Regions from separate parts of the Homo sapiens genome. Here region 1 is linked to region 2. A link is an interaction called in ENCODE POLR2A ChIA-PET data of the cell type or tissue named here. Cell type or tissue: PC-9. All regions are shown on one strand. Links, peaks and the distances in the headings refer to the core of each region. The heading gives the core; the rest is flanking DNA. Region 1 overlaps USP11 (ubiquitin specific peptidase 11). Region 2 holds the start of CFP (complement factor properdin).

Evidence for each region. ChIA-PET counts read pairs that join two places held together with the same protein. Peaks named below come from ENCODE experiments on the same cell type or tissue, not always from the same donor. Only the 100,000 strongest peaks of a DNase experiment are listed, where the experiment ranks them.
Region 1: POLR2A ChIA-PET joins it to region 2 with 28 read pairs; 2 of 35 experiments call an interaction of 5 or more read pairs at or near these places.

The regions. Positions count from the first base shown.
Region 1 is chrX:47,243,064-47,250,800 of GRCh38, forward strand. USP11 (ubiquitin specific peptidase 11) reads left to right here. Exons shown (of 21, transcript NM_001371072.1): 13 at 333-539; 14 at 1,435-1,487; 15 at 1,619-1,861; 16 at 1,953-2,023; 17 at 2,307-2,419; 18 at 4,009-4,158; 19 at 4,241-4,356; 20 at 4,548-4,636; 21 at 4,730-5,265. The coding sequence ends at 4,867. Among named protein-coding and RNA genes, the nearest start is that of USP11, 14 kb to the left of the region's middle. In PC-9, for the core only: no CTCF peak of the experiment used is centred there; no DNase peak of the experiment used is centred there.
Region 2 is chrX:47,627,507-47,630,020 of GRCh38, forward strand. CFP (complement factor properdin) reads right to left here and starts at 2,424. Exons shown (of 9, transcript NM_001145252.3): 1 at 2,263-2,424; 2 at 2,018-2,168; 3 at 596-771; 4 at 1-135. The coding sequence starts at 2,338. In PC-9, for the core only: a CTCF peak has its summit at 1,739 (motif pointing left); no DNase peak of the experiment used is centred there.

The sequences.
Region 1 (7,737 bases), core at 551-3,050, 380 kb before region 2:
CCATCCTGGCTAACACGGTGAAACCCCGTCTCTACTAAAAATACAAAAAATTAGCCGGGCGTGGTGGCAGGTGCCTGTAGTCCCAGCTACTCGGGAGGCTGAGGCAGGAGAATGGCATGAACCCGGGAGGCGGAGCTTGCAGTGAGCCGAGATCGTGCCACTGCACTGCAGCCTGGGCAACAGAGCGAGACTCCGTCTCAAAAATAAATAAATAAATAAATAAAAATAAAAATGCCTTCAGGCTGTGAGGATGAGTGGGTGGGGCAGCCAGGGCAGAGTCAGGGAGTCTCTGGGGGCCCTGATCAGGTGTGCCTGCTGTCCACCCCCCACAGCTATGAGGTGTCAGGTCGCATTGAGGCCATTGAGGGCTCAAGAGAGGACATCGTGGTTCCTGTCTACCTGCGGGAGCGCACCCCTGCCCGTGACTACAACAACTCCTACTACGGCCTGATGCTTTTTGGACACCCCCTCCTGGTATCAGTGCCCCGGGACCGCTTCACCTGGGAGGGCCTGTATAACGTCCTGATGTACCGGCTCTCGTAAGTGTCCTCTTCCCCGGGGGTGGGGGGCGGAGGGGTCTGAACTCCGACTTGGGTGTTTAGCTGCTTATTTGACACCTCCCCTGTAACAAACAAAAGACAGTCCAAACTTAACATGGCCATAGAAGAACTTGTAGGGTTTTTTCTTTCTCTAGACCTCTGGCTTTGCTACTGCCTGTCTTGGGTGCTAGGGATACAGAGGTGAACAAGATGCACAAAACAGACAACTTCATCTTGTCTTCAGTTGTCTCTCCTGGAGACTGTTGTCCCTCCTGGGAGAGTCTTGGTTTTTTTGTCTTTTTGCTGACAAATTTTCATTTTGCCTAAAATCTAGAGTCTTTACTGTGGCACACAAAGCATTGTGTTATCAGAATTCTCCCCCCTCATTTTGCATTCAAAAGTCATTCCCCAGAGGCTTTCCCTGATGGGAAGTTACAGCCGGTATGTGTCTTGTCTAGCAGTGGCTTATTAGAGTAAAAGTCCACGCTCCATACCTTTTTTTTTTTTTTTTTTTGAGATGGAGTCTTGCTCTGTTGCCCAGGCTGGAGTGTAGTGACATGATCTTGGCTCACTGCAACCTCCATCTCCCGGATTCAAGCGATTCTCCTGCCTCAGCCTCCCAAATAGCTGCAATTACAGCCGCGCGCCACCACGCCCAGCTAATCACACTCCACACCTCTGACTGGGACACAAGTTCCTTCATTCTCAGGCCACTGCTGACAGCCTTGGCCTCTTCATGCATTTACGCGTCACCCCTTCAGCCCTCTCACACCTCAGATTCAGAACGGTTTACATGTGGATCTACCAATGGCTTCCCATTATCTTAAGTAAAATCCCGGGCTCTATCCCCACTGTCCTTGTACCCGTCTTGGGAGTCTCCTCTGCTCTGTTGCAGACGCTACGTGACCAAACCCAACTCAGATGATGAGGACGATGGGGATGAGAAAGGTGAGGGGGCTAACAGTCAGTGGGCGGGGGCTCTGGGTTAGGTCTGACCCACGTAGGGTTCGTCTAGGTGTGCATTGCAGCTTAGCACTTGAGGCTCACACCTTCCCATCTCTGACATCCTCCTGTCCTAGAAGATGACGAGGAGGATAAAGATGACGTCCCTGGGCCCTCAACTGGGGGCAGCCTCCGAGACCCTGAGCCAGAGCAGGCTGGGCCCAGCTCTGGAGTCACGAACAGGTGCCCGTTCCTCCTGGACAATTGCCTTGGCACATCTCAGTGGCCCCCAAGGCGACGACGCAAGCAGCTGTTCACCCTGCAGACGGTGAACTCCAATGGGACCAGCGACCGCACAACCTCCCCTGAAGAAGTCCATGGTATTTCCTTTGGCTATCAGCGAGGGCTGGGGAGGCTGGAGGGGAGATTTCCTGGCAGCAGGATCCATGACCACCTCTCCCTCACCCCCAGCCCAGCCGTACATTGCTATCGACTGGGAGCCAGAGATGAAGAAGCGTTACTATGACGAGGTAGAGGCTGAGGTAAATGAGATCCCAGGGATGGGGGGTACTTCCAGCTCTTGCCCCTCAACTCTTCGTACATCCTCCCCACAACTCCTCTAGCTGGGAACAGAGCCAAGAGATCCAGGTCAAGCTTGGCCTTGGGGCCTGAACACCTACTGAGAGCTCCAGGGCCTGAGGTTCCTAGCTTCAAAGTCGGTGCTCTGACCCACTCAGTGTGTGTCTCCCCCGCTGGGCCCCCACTCCCCATTTCTCCATCTGTCCTCACAGCCGGCCATCTGGTTGTCTGTTCACCCAATCCTAGGGCTACGTGAAGCATGACTGCGTCGGGTACGTGATGAAGAAGGCTCCCGTGCGGCTGCAGGAGTGCATTGAGCTCTTCACCACTGTGGAGACCCTGGAGAAGGAAAACCCCTGGTGAGGGGCCAGAGCGGGGCCTGTGTGTGGGGGTTTCATTGGATGGAACTACTATATTTAGCTTTTTTTTTTTTTTTTTGAGACAGAGTCTGGCTCTGTCAACCCAGGCTGAAGTGCAGTGGTACAATCTCGGCTCAGTGCAACCTCTGCCTCCCAGGATCAAGCTGTTCTCCTGCCTAAGTCTCCTGAGTAGCTGGGATTATAGGCACCCACTACCATGCCTGGCTAATTTTTATATTTTTAGTAGAAACAGGTTTTGCCACGTTGGCCAGGCTGGTCTCGAACTCCTGACTAAAGATGATCCACCCGCCTTGGCCTTCCAAAGTGCTGGGATTACAGGCGTGAGCCACCACACCTGGCCTATATTTAGCTCTTTAAGTATACCTTCCTCCTCCCTCCTCCACACTCAAACCCTTCTTGCCAACCTGGCCACCAATCTCCTGAGCAGACTCCTACCCCAGAGCCTTGGCCTGTGCTGTTCCTTCTCCAGGAATGTTGTTCCCAGTGATCTACAGGACTTCACTCCTTACGATGCTCAGGTCTCCGATCAAATGTGACCTCATCAGAGAGACCTCCTCTGACTACCCTGTTAAAAATCACCCTTCCCCACCATCCCTCTCCATCCCCTCTCTGCTCTTTTCTTCCTAGCCAAGCATTACTTTCTAGCTCAGCGATGCCACTTGATGTGATGTCCTGTATCCACTTTTGTGTTATTTGTCATCTTCGTTAGAGTCAACTCCTCGAGGGTGAAGACTTAAGTTCACTGTGTGTTGCTTCTACCTGTTTATAATAGTGTTGAGTGTTCGGTTGATGCTCAGTAGACACTTGCAGAATAAACAAAAAGAGAACCAAAACCACACTCCCTAGTCTCAGAAATAAGAGCAGCATGTCCGTGGAGCAGAAATGGAACAGAAATACAAAATAGTTCCAAAGGGTTAAACAAGCAATCAATAAATACTGGGGAGTGAATGAATGACTAAAATACGAAGAGAGGAAACTAGAAGGATAGAGGTGGGCTCTAAAATAAGACTAGCATCTCATGGAACAGAAATCAAACAAAAATACAAAAAATAGTATGAGCACATATACAAAAGATAGTAAGCACTTGACGAGTGAGTGAAAGGATTTTAACAGGAACAGAGCAAACTAGAATACTAGATGGGCTAATAGTAAGAGCAGTGTTTCTGTGAGCCAGACATGGCACGTGAGAGGCAGTACAAAGGGCGCACAGTAGGTGCTCAGAAAAAGTCTGTTTTGGCTGGGCATTGTGGCTCATGCCTGTCATCCGAGTACCTTGGGAGGCCGACACGGGTGGATCACCTGAGGTCAGGAATTCAAGGCCAGCCTGGCCAACATGGTGAAACCCTGTCTCTATTAAAAATACACAAATTAGCAGGGCATGGTGGTGCATGCCTGTAATTCCAGCTACTCGGGAGGCTGAGGCAGGAGAATCGCTTGAACCCAGGAGGTGGAGGCTGCAGTGATCCGAGATCGCGCCACTGTACTCCAGCCTGGGCAACAGAGCGATTCTCTGTCTCAAAAAAAAAAAAAAGAAAAAGTCCGTTTGCTGACTCGGGCTCTGTCTGTAGGTACTGCCCTTCCTGCAAGCAGCACCAGCTGGCAACCAAGAAGCTGGACCTGTGGATGCTGCCGGAGATTCTCATCATCCACCTGAAACGCTTTTCCTACACCAAGTTCTCCCGAGAGAAGCTGGACACCCTCGTGGAGTTTCCTATCCGGTCAGGGGCCAGGGAGAGGATGGCTGGGGGAAGGCAGGGAAAGGAGGGGGTGTACCAGTATTAACCCTCTCCCCACCCACAGGGACCTGGACTTCTCTGAGTTTGTCATCCAGCCACAGAATGAGTCGAATCCGGAGCTGTACAAATATGACCTCATCGCGGTTTCCAACCATTATGGGGGCATGCGTGATGGACACTGTATGTGCCAGGCTGTGGGTGGGGCCTGCCCTGGGGGTTCTGGGCAGGGGGGCGATCAGGACCTTCCCAGTGAGTGACTAGGGATGTGAGCCAGTGGTGAGGTTATCGTGGTGGGAGGAGTGACAAGAGTGAATCTGGACACTTCTGAGAGGCAGGAAGGGTAGGCGAGGATAACTCTCCTTCCCTTTCAGACACAACATTTGCCTGCAACAAGGACAGCGGCCAGTGGCACTACTTTGATGACAACAGCGTCTCCCCTGTCAATGAGAATCAGATCGAGGTGTGACTTCCATCCTACCTCCTCCCCTTCTTCCTTTCTGATTCCACCTCCCCACCCCCACAATCCACACTGACTCCTGTCCTCTCCCCACAGTCCAAGGCAGCCTATGTCCTCTTCTACCAACGCCAGGACGTGGCGCGACGCCTGCTGTCCCCGGCCGGCTCATCTGGCGCCCCAGCCTCCCCTGCCTGCAGCTCCCCACCCAGCTCTGAGTTCATGGATGTTAATTGAGAGCCCTGGGTCCTGCCACAGAAAAAAAAAAAAAAAAGCCCTCTCTGCAATCTCGCTTCTCGTGTCCGCCCCGCTTCTCTTATTCGTGTTAGGTGCCCCCGCCAGGCATTGCAGGCTTAGTCGTGGCTACTGTTCTCCTGTGCCGCTGCATCGCTCTCTCCCGGGAAAGAACAGGTCGTGTCTCCTCCTAGCAGTGCGCGCCCCGCCTGTGTTTGCCCTTCCAGCAGTGACCCTCCCTTCTAGTCTTTATTTATGGTCGTGCCCTTCCCTCTCCTCAGCCCAGAGTGTTCTGCGTGGGTGGTGATGGGGGTTCACCTGAACACAGAGTGTATTTTCTTATTGAGGCCCTGTACCTTCTGCTGTGTGTGTGTATATATAAAGCACCAGTCTGCTCCCCACTCAGCAGTGTGGTTTTTTCCTCCATGGACTTAACTAAGCACCAGTTTTGTGCCTGTGTTCTGTGTTCTTATCAAAGGCCAGATGTGTGATGGGTGCAGCTCTGAGTGGTTAGTGAGCACCAGCTGTGGGCTGGGTACTGCTGTTCTAAGTGCTTTGAAAGCACCCTCTGTGTGCCAGGCACGATTCCAAGCACCAATGGCATGCCCAGTTTTTTCCAAAATATTTTCCAAATATTGATACGTAATCCTCACAACAATCTCATGCAAGAGTTGTCATCTCCAGTTTCGGATGGGGATACTGAGGTACAGAGGTCACAGAATTGCTCAGGGCTTGTCAGGAGGTCAGTATACCTCATGTGCTACCCGAGTCGGTCCCTGGAGTGGGTGCTTGGCTTGTCTGGACCCAGGACTGCTACTCAATCTGCAGACATGAGCTGCCCTACAGGCAATGTGGAAATGGAGCACGTGGGACGGATGCATCCATGTGGGCAAATTTGTGGTTTGGGGACATAAAAATACTCCTCTCAGGCCAGGTGCCACCTGTTATCTCAACACTTTGGGAGGCCAAGGCAGGAGGATCACTTGGGCCCTGGATGTTGAGGTTGCAGTGATCTATGATCGTGCCACTGCACTCCAGTCTGGGCCACAGAGCAAGACCCCATCTCAAAAAAAGGATGCTATTCCCCAGACCACCTCACAGACCCCCAGTAGTGTCCTCTGAGAAGATTTTGTCCCCCTGAGACCTCCTTTGGAGATGGTACATGCATTTGGCAGACCAGCCAACCTGCCAGGACAAATGTGCTGTCTGTGTGTGGCCCCTGTAGTCAGCCCCCTCTCCCATCATGACCCCAGCTCCCACACCAGGCAGGTTCCCTCCAACCTCACCCCAGACGACACTGAACACCTGCCGCAGGAATTTGGACATAAATAAGCCATCCAACCCTTCACACTGATGGGTGAGGGGAATCCTGATCGGTGGCAGCTGAGAGGCCATTCTCATGGCCAGGGCCTCAACACTCCCCCCAGCCTTCTGCCTTTGCACTGGGTCTGGGCAGACCCACTGTGAGGGTCACTCAGCCCCAGCATCGCCACCCGCAAACCTCCCAGTCACTCTGCTGACACAGGCAGAAGTCAAGGCAGTTGCTGTGAGGAGCCCAGCTCAAACTGACTTAGCAAAAGTAAGAACAGAAATACTAGTTTCAGGTATGACTGGATCCAGGAACTCAGAAGCTGTCATCGAAGGCTCGTGAAGACCATATGACTGAAGCACTACAATCACCCCATTTTGCAGATAAGGAAGCAGGCATAAAGAGCTGGGTGAGAATGGGCTGTAAGGGCCAGGCGCAGTGGCTCATGACTGTAATCCCAGCACTTTGGGAGGCCGAGGTGGGTGGATCACCTGAGGTCAGGAGTTCGAGACCAGCCTGGCCAGCATGGCGAAACCCCATCTCTACTAAAAATACAAAAATTACCCAGGCATGGTGGCACATGCCTGTAATCCCAGCCACTTGGGAGGCTGAGGCAGGAGAATTGCTTGAACCCAGGAGGCGGAGGTTGCAGTGAGCTGAGATTGCGCCACTGCACTCCAGCCTGGGCAACAGAGCAAGACTCCATCTCAAAGAAAAAAAGGATATCATACTAAAGAACAGAAAAATAGTAAGTTTCAAACAAACGGGGAGAATAGAATGAAGAATAATAATCCAGAAGAAGGCAAGAATAAAGAAATAGAGAACAGGTGGACAAATAGCACGTACACAACAATTTGCAGATAAGATCTCTGCTCCCTCCAGTTCAAGGGAGGGAACTGGGAATGAGGCAGCTGCTTTGAGACTGATCAAGACTGCCATCGTGCCAGGCAGACAGTGGGGGAAGGGCAAGTAAAAATGCCACAATACTCCCATTTTGAAGATGGCTTTTTCTTGGTTGGACAGTTGCTGTAAACTTTTTTTTTTTTTTTTTTTTTTTGAGATGGGGCTCGCTCTGTTGCCTAGGCTGCAGTGCAGTGGCGCGATCTCCGCTCACTGCAAGCTCCGCCTCCCGGGTTCAGGCCTTTCTCATGGCTCAGCCTCCCGAGTAGCTGGGACTACAGGCGCCTGCAACCACGCCTGGATAATTTTTTGTATTTTCAGTAGAGACGGGGTTTCACCATGTTAGCCAGGATGGTCTCGATCTCCTGACCTCGTGATCCGCCCACCTGGGCCTCCCAAAGTGCTGGGATTACAGGCGTGAGCCACCGCGCTCGGCCTGCTGTAAACTTTTGACCATTGTATTTGTCTGTTCTCGCACTGCTGTAAAGAAATACCTGAGACTGGGTAATTTATAAAGAAATACCCGAGACTGGGTAATTTATAAAAAAGGCTCATGGTTCTGCAGGCTGTACAGGAAGTATGGCTGAGAGGTCTTAGGAAACTTACAATCACAGTGGAAGGTGAAGGGGAAGCAGGCACGTCTTACCTGCCCTGAAGCAGGAGG
Region 2 (2,514 bases), core at 15-2,514:
CCTGTGCCTGTCCTGGGCAGTGGCCCCCACACTTGGGAGCAGGGTGATTACAGGCTCGCCTGCGGGTCCGGGTCCCTTTGGAGCAGGTGACAGAGCAAGGCTCCCAGGGCCCCCAGCCAGACCAGCCGCCCATCTCTGTGGGAGAGAAGAGAGGGTAATGGGATGGAGGTGGGGTGTCATTCAGGGCTCTTTGCTTCCTTGAGTGCCCCACATGAGCTAATCCTGTCCTTATATCCTCTGCCACCATTCTGGGCCCACCATCCCCGCTCACCGGGCCTGCCGCAGCAACCTTCACATGGGTGCCTCCGCTTCCCCTCTCACCCTCACCGTGCACAGTCTGTTCTCCTCCCAACCCCAGTCAGATCACGTTCCTCCTCTGCCCACAGTCCAAATTACTCAGATGAAAAGCCAACGTCCTCTCTGTGGCCCCCAGGCAATGGACCCTCCTCACCTCTCTGACCTCACCTCCCACCACTCTCCTCCTTAGGTCCTTACAAACACTGGGGACGGGCCCACTCTGAGGACCTCTGTACCGATCGTTCCCACCAGTGCTGGGTGACAGGGAGTGCTTGCCCGCCTTGCTCATCCTCCTCACCAGGACAGCACTGCTGGTCCTCACAGGCCTGGAGCTGCCACTCCAGGGTCCCAGGTGCCACCTTTCCAGAGCACTGCCCATTCCAGCCCACACAGCGCCGGTACCGCAGCTGGGAGCCCTCAGAGCACGTCACCGAACAGGGGGCCCATGTGGACCACAGGGACCATCGTGGGGACCTGTGGAGAAGAGCACACACATCCCATCCTGGCATGAGCTAACAAGAATGGCATGTGGGACTCCAGAGTGTGGGCAGACACGAAGGGTTGCTAGGCAAGTGCGTGTGCGATGGATTGATAAGTCCTTACCTTTTAGGGATATTGGGATACTGATGGGAAGCAGTGGATATACAATAAGTGCTTGATAATGTCATTTACCTTCACAATCAGGCATCTGGAGTTACCATTGGAAGGCTGCATGGCCAACACCAGGTCCGCAGTAAGCAAAGGTAAGGACTAGAAACCAAGGGCTGCTGTCAGAAACCCACCAGATCACCACACTACACGGTAGTAGGTAAATAGAAAGTGCTTAATAAACCTGAGCCATCATCCCTATGACCTCAGAGGCCTCCTCAGAAATAACCCCAGATCTATCCCCAACCCACTGCATAGCCCTAGGTATGCTGTTCATGCCAAATAGATGTGATGAACTGTTGACATGACTTGGGGCCCAGAGCTGCCCTCAAAAATCCCCAAGCTCCCCATGCCCACGGTGTATCTGGGATATATAGTAAACAAGTAGAAAACAGGTCTGGCATACGGTAAGGGCTCAATCCATGCAAGCTGGAAATCATGATCAGGAGACTAGAGCTACCCTCAGAAATCCTCAAGCTCATCTCCCAACCCTGCCATGCAGCTGGTATACAGGGAGTGCTCAATGAATGTGAAGTGTCATCATAATTAGGGGCCTAGAGCTGCCCTTTGAATTCCCCAAACTTTCCCGCCCCCACAGTGTGTCCATATACAGTAAGCACTCAATAAACATGAGCTGTCATCAAAATTAGGGAAATACCAAGCTGCACCCCACCTGCAATGCTTCCAGTGTGCAGGAGGTGCTCAATATGTGTGAGCTATGTCAGTGGTTCTCAATCAGGGGTGATTTTGACCCCCAGGGGACATTTGGCAATGTCTGCTGACATGTTTGGTTGTCACAGCTGGTGGGGAGAATTGCTACTGGCATCTAGTGGAAGGCTAGGGGTGTTACAAAACATCCCACAATACACAGGTAAGCAATCCCCTCCCCCAGCCAAGAATTTCCAGCCCCAAATGTCAATAGTAACAAGGTTGAGAAACCCTGAGGTATGGTCACGATCAGGGCCTCAGGGCCACCCTTGGAAGTCCCAGAGAAAGAAAGTGCCCAGTTTTGGGTGACCCCCACAGACAGTCCTTCCCTCCCCCCCATCCCCCACCCCAGGCTCCCCCTAACCTGCAAGGCTGACAGAGCCCACCACTACGTTTCTGGTAGGCAAAGGCAGTGTTGAGACAGCAGTCTTCCACGCTGACACCACCCCCCAGGAGGCCCTTGCACTTGCCGGAGGATTCTTCATACTGGGTGAAGCAGAGCACGGGGTCTGAGCCTGTAACAGGGCCAGGGGATGGGTGGGTGGGGCTCGGTCAGGGATGTGGTGGGCCTGGACACCCCTGGGGCCAGCTGGGCCCTCACCCCCTCACCTGTGGCTGGCAGGGTGAGCAGCAGGAGCAGCGGCGGCAGCAACAATCGAGGGGCCTGCGCTCCCTCTGTGATCATGTTGAGTACTGCCCCCTGCACCTCTACCAGAGAGGAGGTCCCGCTTTATCTGGGTTGATAGGCTCCTGGAATCAGCAGGGAAAGAGGAACCTAGAGGCAGGAGGAACTGGGAGGGCATCCTGCTTTGACCCCACCCTGTCCCCTCTGCCTCCTTCTCTACTCTCCCCTCCCCATTT